Regions from separate parts of the Homo sapiens genome. Here region 1 is linked to region 2. The links are chromatin contacts, found by Hi-C or POLR2A ChIA-PET in ENCODE. All regions are on one chromosome and are shown on one strand. The core of a region is the stretch at or near the end of the contact, and the rest is flanking DNA. Distances in the headings are between cores, read along the strand shown. Region 1 overlaps EEFSEC (eukaryotic elongation factor, selenocysteine-tRNA specific). Region 2 overlaps EEFSEC (eukaryotic elongation factor, selenocysteine-tRNA specific).

Region 1 (4,587 bases), core at 1,804-4,303, 73 kb after region 2:
AGGCATGAGGAGGTCCACTTTGGGAACCTGACTTCACCGCTGCCTGGTAACGGGGCTTTGGCAAGTCAGGCTCTTGGCATCTCCATTTTTAACAGGGCACTTGTAACCAGGACATCCTCATGAGCACAGCAGAGAACTGTTCCCGGGCTCTCATGAGATGTGTGAGAAGGCCCCTCATGTGGACATATATGAATGTAGCACATTTTTGTTAGTTTACTTTGAAAAGGTAATACTGGCAGATGGTTAAAAAGGCAAAAGATGCCAAGGTTATGCAGTGATTAGAGTTAAGTCTCCCTGACAACCCCCTGTCTTGGGTCCCTGGTCTCTCCCTCCTAGGCAGCCACTGCTGCTGCCATTCTGGTGATAACCTCTGCATGTGGAAGCTTATGTATCTCCCCCTGTTTCTTACACCAGGCCCTACCCAGTGTGCTACCCCTTGCTTTTATCTCCTCCACTCTAGATGCAAGATGGTTCTACATCTGTACATGTGGATGTCTGTTTAGCCTCTGCCTAGGAATCTACCGTAAGGACATGCTGCTCTCTCTCTCCCTCTCATTGAGGCATAGAGTAGTTGTTTGGAGAGCACGTTAACCAACTGTTGGTAAGAACAGCTGTGTGTATCCTGTCTGCTTTGAGGTTTCAGTGGCTCAATGTCCTTGAGAGCAGTTTTTAGGGAGTTATCCAGAAAATGTTTAGCAAATAAGGAACTCTTTCTTTTTTCTCTCTGGTGCAGGATTTCTGAAGCTCAACATTGTTGACATTTTATTTTATTATTTTATTTATATTTATTTTATTTTTTGAGACAGAGTCTTACTCCATCACCCAGGCTGGAGTGCCATGGTGGAATCTCTGCTCACTGCAACCTCCGCCTCCCAGGTTCAAGCTATTCTTGTGCCTAAGCCTCCTGATTAGTTGGGATTACAGGTGTGCACCACCACACCTGGCTCATTTTTGTCGTTTTTGTAGAGATAGGGTTTTGCCATGTTGGCCAGGCTGGTCTTGAACTCCTGGCCTCAAGTGATCCTTCCACCTGTGCCTCCCAAAGTGTTGGTATTACAGGCATCAGCCATTGCTCCCAGCCTGTTGACATTTTTCTACCTGATAATTTTTTGCTATGAAGGCTGTCCTGGGCATTGTAGGATGTTTAGAAACATCCCTGTCTGTACCCAGTAGATATCTATAACACCCCCACCCACCATGTGACGACCAAAAATGTATCCAGGTCCAGACATTGCCAACTTTCCCAGAGGTGGGGGAGTCACCCCAGGTTGAGAACCACTGCTCCAGTGGGATTTGGAAGAGCTGAGCAGTGCTGTGCACAAATGTGTAGCTCTGGAGTTTAGTCCTGGGGCAGACCTGTAGCTGAGAAGGCAGGGATGGGGGTCGCCTGGAGCCATCAACATCCACACCACCTGCTCTTCAGGGCTGCTTCCTAATGTGCCTTTGGGAAGCCAATGTCTCTCCCTAACACACACACAGGAGCCCACACTTACATCAAAGAGGCAATAGAGTGTGGTGTATTATGGCTGGGTTGTGAAGCCAGACTTATCAATGCTACCACTTCCTTGCTATGTGACTTGGGATAAGATATTTATGTCTGCTGGAACTTAATTTTCTCAGCAGTAAAGTGGGGGATAATAAGAGTACCTGCCTCATTGGTAGTGGAGATTAATGGGTTAATGCATGTAAAGCACTTAGGCCCAGGGTGAGGTATGTGATATGTGCTCCATGCATGTCAGATATCACTATTATTATCAGCAGAAAAATAAAATGACTGCTGAGCCCTCTCTGTGAGCCAGGATCTTTGAATTGATGACCACAGTTGAGTTTGCTTGTAATCATGGGCAGTAGGACCCTCCATGCCTTTATACTCAGGAAATGGAGGCTGAGAGAGAGTAAGGCCCTTGCTCAAGGCCACACGGCCAATAAGATGTATTGAGCAGAGCCTGTGCCCGAGGGCCATGCTGAGGCTGCTATGGCCTCTGCCAGAAGCCAGGGCCTGAGCTCCTGGGGAGGCCCAGGAGGGAGGGAGGGAGTCTACCATTGGTACCTTGTGTTGTAGCCAATTAGTTATTTGTCAGAAGCCATCCTTGGGCTTGAAGTCCCTGCACACTGTCAGTGGTATGGAGTGTAAAGCTCCATTTCTTGAAAACTGCATACTCGTCAGGGCCAGTGGTGTCACCTTGGCAGGGTTTATAAGGAAAGAAATTGGCCATAATTCTAGTGATAACTTTTATATGAATTTCCTTTATTTCACCTTCCTATGCTATATGTTATACATTTGTATAGTGGAGATCACTATGTTTAATTGTTACTAAATATAATGTCACTATTTCTGATGCATTCTGGTACCACTGTTTCATATGTCCTCATATCTTTGAAAGTTCTTAGCTTGTTGCCATTTTATTGGTTGCATAATATTAAATGTTTTCTTAATTATTATGCAAGTAGTACGTGAAATATATTTTTATTGTGATATTTTATGCATTGCCAGAAAAGACCAAGTCCTTTTGATCACCCTTCTAATTCTAGTCTGTGGCGCAGAGGTATTGCTGCTTGTTTGTGGATTTATTTTTCAAAGAGCGTGGTATTTATTCAGTTATAATAGAAATACATGCTTGTTGTGAATAATTAATTCACTATCAGGTAAAGTTAAAGTTTCCTAAAATTCTACTTCCCAGAGAAAGCCAGTGTTAAGAGCATGCTCTGTGTTCTTTCACCCTTTTTTAATGCACACAAATGCACCACACCCTAATATACACACTTAGGAATAAAAAGCACAACAGGCTTCTGTCATAGGCATTGTTTGTTATGTCAGTGTTTTCACTTAGCATGTAGCAGAACCATCTCATACCGATGCCTACCGCTCTCCCCCTCTCTTCACTCACTGCATCCTGGTCCACAGAAGAGCGCTCCTGCACTCTTGCCCCATCCCCTTATGATCGACAGGCACGTGGTTTCCAGTGTTTTTGGCTATGGGAAAGTGTGCTGCACAGCATCTCAGCATGTGTGAAGTGGTTTAGGGCTGTTTCTGAATTTCCGGAGGACTGTCACGTGGGCTGAAGATCTGGCGACCAAGGGCACGTGGGGGATGAGGAGTGAGCCCTGAGCCTGCCTGGAGCTCAGCACAGAGGACCTGGGGCGGTGAGCCAGCAGCGTGGGGTTACCGCCCAGCTCGGTGCCGCCAGCACCGTGAACCGGGGCACAGCCCTCCCTCTATGCTGCTCAGTGCCATCATTTTCCCCTCCCATGACATACGACAGCAGGGAGTTGAGTGGTTTGTTTCATCTCTTCTTAAGAAAAAGTTAAATTTATAATCCCAGCCCCGACCTTCCTTGTAACTCATGTGCTCATCCTGTTAACTGGTTTAATATATGGCACCACTATTTCATTAAACAACATACAGGAATAATTAGTTCAGCCACGATGCCTCAGAACAAAAGCCCTTGATTTAGTTTAACTTTATAAGTTGCTCTCTTTTGATGTGCAAGAGCACATCTGGGGTCTTAAAGAAAGCAGAAAGAAAAATAGAAGACGTTCTGGCAGGCTGGGGGTTAGAGTTTTCCAAGCAGAGCCAGTAACCCTTTGGTACCAGGCCTCAATAGGGCAGCAAGGGCCCCGCAGAAGCAGTGCGTGCTGCTGGCTGGGGGACGACAGCCAGCATTCCCAGGAGGTCTGTGGCTGTCTGCTGCCAGGCCAGGAGAACCCGTGGGTTTTCTTCCTTCATACACACGGTGTGCTCACATGCAGTGCGTCCCCAGACTTGTAAGCCTGGCCTGTTCTCCGCCCCGCTGCTGGAGCTCAGACGCTCACTCTGGCCTTTCCTACCCTCAGCGTGTGCTTGGTGCTGCTGCATGCCAGGCACACTGTGAGAACTGTGGACATGCTCAGGGATCAGCACAAGGGCCCCTCTGGGGCTGGCGTCCTCTTCCTGTCATTACAGTTTGCTCCGATTTGCTCTGTGCCCAGAGTCTTTTTCCCCATCAGTCCTCTTTCCACCCGGGCTACCACTGGAGTCGTTCTGACCTTTGTACTTCATCACTCCTCACCCCTGTGTGGCATCTCACGGTATTCATCTGCCGGCAGAGGAGAGTTCCAGCTCCTTGGCCTGACCCTCGGGCTTTGCACTGCCTGGCTCCTGCCTCAGCTGCAGCCATTTGTGCTCACGTACCATTCTCTCGCCGGCTGCTGACCAGTTGGGCCCTCTGCAGGCCTCAGGGCCTTTGCCCCCTTCAGCCTTCTGCTCCAGCTGCTCCGTCCATCCACAGGCCTGGCACAGATGTCCCCTCCTCTCTGAGGTTTCCTCCCAGTTCCCTGCCAGGTGGTAACCATGGTTCCTTTCTCAGGGCTCCCCCACCCTCCTTGCCACACTGGGGCAGCCCTTGCCATGTGGGCCATGGGAACTGGTTGTTAGGTGACTGTGCACTCCAGGCAGAGGCAGGATGGAGTTGTGCCTGGTCCCCTGTTTCTCTAGACATGGCATAGTACAGGGCATACAACAGGCTCTGTGGACAGGAGCCCATCTGGCACAGTGGGGAGAGCCAGGCCGTCAGCCTGCCCTGGCCCAGCACTTGCTGGTGGTGAGAC
Region 2 (4,505 bases), core at 690-3,189:
CACCTCAGCCTCCCAAAGTGCTGGGATTACAAACGTGTGCCACCACGCTGAACCAATTTTTGTATTTTTGTAGAGACGGGGTTTCACTATGTTGCCTAGGCTGGTCTTGAACTCCTGAGCTCAAGTGATCTGCCCACTTTAGCCTCCCAAAGTGCTGGGGTTACAGACCCAGCCTGTTTTCCCATTTGTAATACCCACATTGCAGAGTTGGTGTTGAGATGTAGGTAAGAGGAGATGAAGACATGTAGACCACCACTGTGCATGTCATAATAGCAGATGTAGAAGTGAAAACCGTGGTAACAGCTAATATAATTGAGGATTTCATATGTCTAGGCACTGTTCTAAATTGTTTACATATCTGATCTCATTGAATCTTCAGTGCAATCCAATAACATAGGCAGTATCATCGTCCTTGTATAAGATGAGGAGCCTGAGGCACAGAGAGAGTTAATGTATTTGGCAAATGGTCATAATAATAGTAGGATATTAATTGCCACTGCAGTTTTATATTGTTGATAAAATGTATTTACATTGTTCAATGAATATTTAAAAAGTCACCAGTCAAAAACAAATTTTGGCCAGGCACAGTGGCTCACGCCCGTAATCCTAGTAGCACTTTGGGAGCTGAGGTGGGAGGATCTATTGAGGCCAGGAGTTCGAGACCAGCCTGGGCAACATAGCAAGACTCCACCTCTACAAAAAAATTTTAAAAATAAGCTGGGTATGGTGGCATGCACCTGTAGTCCCAGCTACTTGGGAGGCTAGGACAGGAGGATCGTTTGAGCCCAGGAATTCAAGGCTGCAGTGAGCTATGATTGCACCACTGCACTCCAGCCTGGGCAACAGTAAGACCCTGCCTCTAAAATTAAAAAAATAAATAAATAAATAACAAATAATGGCACACATTTACCTACATAACAAACCTGGTCATCCTGCACATGTACCCCTGAACTTAAAATATAAGTTGGAAATAAATTTTTTTTTCTTTATTTTAAATGTAACATTTTTTCTCCTTCTTATAATGCCCATAGCTTTGACTTTTTTAAAAAAAAATCTGATTTTGAGGTTGCTAAAATATGTTCAAAGTATAATGTTAAGTTTCTCCAGCTGAAATATTTTTTTCTGAACATATTTTATTCCTTCAGTCCCAAAAGGAAAATTACACCTCACAGATAACTTATGCTTTGTTAAATGCTGACCCTTGTAAGTTTTTCATTATTTTTGAAATGATTAAGATATATAATTTACAGAATTGGAAATTGTAATTTTTAAATGTACTGAGAAACTTTAACCCTATTATAATTATTCTGCAAATCTTTTAAGGATACTATAGTCAGTACAACTAGATGAAAAACTCTGATAGATTGGGAAATATAGAGGATCATTTATAAGCCTTGATTTTTTTGTCTTGTGTTTCCCACCCACTCACTCGCTATGTCCCTCTAGTCTCAGAGCGATTTTCTACCCTGGGTTCATGGGAATTGGGAAGGACACTGTTTGATTCATTCTATGAAACTACTAGGGATTTTGAAAAAGGCAAGACGGGCCAGTTGTGTCACTTCCTGTCGTCTGATCAAAAGTTTGATGAAGAAAAGAAAGTAACTGAGAGCTGCTGCCAGGCAGCAGGCAGTTGCCTGGTGATGACCCCGGGTTTCCAGTGCTAGTCTGGTTCCCAGTGTGGCCAGTCAAGTCCCTCTGACCTCTGGGCTCCTTAGAAGTCCCTGGTGCTGGCTGCGCTGCACGGGGTCCGCTCAAGAGCCTGGCCTTTTGGAACAAAGACGGCTTTTGGATGCTGGATCAGGCTGCAGATGAAATCCCAACTGGCTCCTGAGTGTTTGGGTCCTATCTATGCTTAGTTTTCTGGGTCTGTCAATCAGTTTCATTTCCCATCCACAGGATCTCAATAGGCGTGAGAAGCAAGAGGGCCTGATGCGTGGAGCACATGAGTCATTCCCCTACTGGATAGTTGACTGGATAGTTGTGTATACCAATAGGAAATCGACTGTTGAAGAAGAGGAACAGATTCCTGGTGAATAAAGTAGAAGAGGCAGGGATATGGACATTTGCTGCATTAGTCCAGCAACGATGTATTAAGCTGTGCCCAAGCTGGGTCTTGTGCTGTGAATACAGATTGAAAACCCAGGCCTTGGTTATGAACCCTCAGCATGGAGCCGGGTGGGGCATCAAGGATCAGGGGCAAGTGAACCTGGGGCAGGTGTTCTGGGCAAAGCAGGAGCAGGGGCAAAGGCAAGGAAGGGAAAGGGGCGAGAGTCCACCTGGGTCCTACCTTGATCTTTAGATGGGAAGTGGGAGAGTTGATGGGGGGAGGGGGAGAAATTGTGGGCTGGGTCCCCACTGGGCAGGGCGGGCTGTGTGGCGTGGGAGTTAAGAACCTGGGCACCAGGGTTCAGATCTCTTCTCTGCCACCTACCTGCTGTATAACCATGAGCAGTCAACGGACTTCCCTAAAGCCTCGACTTCCTCATCTGTAAATTAGGGGCTAGGTAGTGGCAGGTGTTTAAGTTCTAGAGGGAACTTGGATAGTCAGAATTACTCTGGAGAAGTCCTTAAGGAACGCATGAGGTTGAGTGGCCTTGGTTCTGTGGGCACAGCTTCACCCACCGGAGAGGGAGGCCTGTGGGGCCAGTGCAGGATCCATTCTGCTGTGAAGGTGGAGACTGGAAAATAGGCTGGGCCCCCAACGTGTTCCTCCCTCCTTGTTCCCTGCTGGGCTTTATCTCATCCTGCCTCAAGACCCAGTCTCACAGCCCTGTGGCCAGTTCCCAGATTTACTGATGGTTAGGACCCGGAAGACAGTTGGGTGTATCTTCTGGGTAGGGAAGGCTTGGGCTCAGCTTGTGTGAGGGAGGCATGAGTGTCATGGGGCCATGGAGAGAGGGCGAAAAGCCCAGGAAAGGGTTTGTGGAGCACACAGCATGGTGCTTGGCACAAGGTGAGTGGGAAGCAACTGGTAGTTAAAAAACAGGGAGCCTCCCACAGCCACATTGGGGAGTCTTTTTTTTTTTTTTTTCCAGTGGACAGTGGGGCTCTTAGCATGAGAAGGGCATGGTCAGGTCTGTGTTTTATTGTATTATTTATTTATTTATGCACTTAAAATTATAATTTTATTTTAGAACAGATACTACACATCCCTGTTTAAAATGAAAAGGAACCGAAGAATGTACAGAGAATTTCCTTCCTACTCATCTTTGGTCTCCCAGCAGACAACCAAGTCATTAGTTTCTTTTGCATTCCCTCAGAGATATTTTATGTGTGTCGAAGCAAATACTTATGCAGTATGTGACACCCACACACGTGCACACACATACACACACACGTATACCTTATCCCCTTTTCAACACAAATCACACTCTGCACATTGTGCCTTGCCCTTCTCACTCACTCCGCCTCGGATATCATTCCATAGTGGTAGATAAAGAGCTTCTTCATTCTTTTAAATGGGTGTATAGTATTCTGTCATGGCATTATAGCATTATATTCTTATTTTCAACCTGTCCCCTGCTGATGGACATTTACCTAGTTTCCAGCATTAGCTGTAACAAACATGCTGCTTGGCTGGGTCAAAGATTATGTGCCTCTGCAGAGGTTATACCAGTTAACCCCCGACCCCCGCTCCTGCCCAGCAGTATATGAATCAGTGATATATTTTTAGAAAGTGCCTTTGGGAAGGCTGTTTGGAGGATGGAGTTTGGAGGGCCACATCTGAGCTGCAGCAGCCCATTAGGGACTAGCCAACATGAGCCTGCCATGGGCTATGGGAACTGGAGCTGGAACAGAGAAAGAGTCCAGAGGAGAGTTGGTAATTCAGTAGCTATGAGAGGGAGTCTATCAGATGAGTCGAGCCTGTTTTTAATAGTCTGTTCTGTTCACGGTAGATGATAGAGTCAGTGTCCATCCCCTCTGTGGCTGTAGCAGAGACCTGGGCCCTCCTGCCCCTTGACCTGGCAGAGGAGATGCTGCTGCTGCTGCTGCGTGCACCTGAGCCTAGCCCTGTGGCCCCAGCTGGCAGGATGAGGAGAGGAGGCTGGACAGGGAGAAGCAGAGTGGGAGACAGGAGGGTTGGGGCATGCCTAGGTCTACCTGAAGTCAGAGAGACACACCGTTCTGTGGGAGGCCAGAGGAGTGTCACAGGACAGGGGTGACCAAGAGGCCTCTTGGAACAGTGGGAAGAATTCTTCAGCAGTGGTGTCAGGAGCCCTGATTTCTAGTGTCTTCGATACTAGTTGGCTGTGTGATCTAGAGCACATGACCTAGACCCATGTCTGTGAGTCTCCGTTTCTTCATCTGAAACATAAGTTTACTGGAGATTAAGTAAGCTGACCTAGTGTGCGTAGTCAGAGTGCCCGAAAAAAGAAAGGCCCTCCCTCCTCCATGCCTTCCCTCTATCCCCAGCAGTGGGATAGAATCAGCATCATCAGAGTCATTCACAGAGCAGTCTCCTCTGCATTGCCAATGACCATAATCCGATCCCGAGAAATGCTTCA

What was found. Hi-C counts contacts between places; a loop is a spot of excess contacts on that map. ChIA-PET counts read pairs that join two places held with the same protein, here RNA polymerase II (POLR2A). Pooled maps may share reads with other maps.
Region 1: a loop to region 2 is called in a map of CD4-positive, alpha-beta memory T cell, with 5 times the contacts of the local background. The contact joins two enhancer-like sites. A Hi-C loop is called at or near these places in 4 of 168 maps with a recorded cell type or tissue (CD4-positive, alpha-beta memory T cell, astrocyte of the cerebellum, heart right ventricle and 1 more), 1 of 37 single-sample maps with no recorded cell type and 6 of 50 pooled maps. POLR2A ChIA-PET finds 5 or more read pairs at or near these places in 5 of 52 experiments (Caco-2, WTC11, activated T-cell and 1 more).

Annotation. Positions count from the first base shown.
Region 1 is chr3:128,313,563-128,318,149 of GRCh38, forward strand. All of the region lies in intron 4 of EEFSEC (eukaryotic elongation factor, selenocysteine-tRNA specific), which reads left to right. Among named protein-coding and RNA genes, the nearest start is that of DNAJB8-AS1, 150 kb to the right of the region's middle. RefSeq lists an enhancer at 2,663-3,215. Within about 2 kb of position 3,054, at least 7 of the 41 ENCODE cell types and tissues checked have a DNase peak (open chromatin) inside an H3K27ac peak, as active enhancers do.
Region 2 is chr3:128,241,457-128,245,961 of GRCh38, forward strand. All of the region lies in intron 1 of EEFSEC (eukaryotic elongation factor, selenocysteine-tRNA specific), which reads left to right. Among named protein-coding and RNA genes, the nearest start is that of EEFSEC, 90 kb to the left of the region's middle. Within about 2 kb of position 1,940, at least 2 of the 41 ENCODE cell types and tissues checked have a DNase peak (open chromatin) inside an H3K27ac peak, as active enhancers do.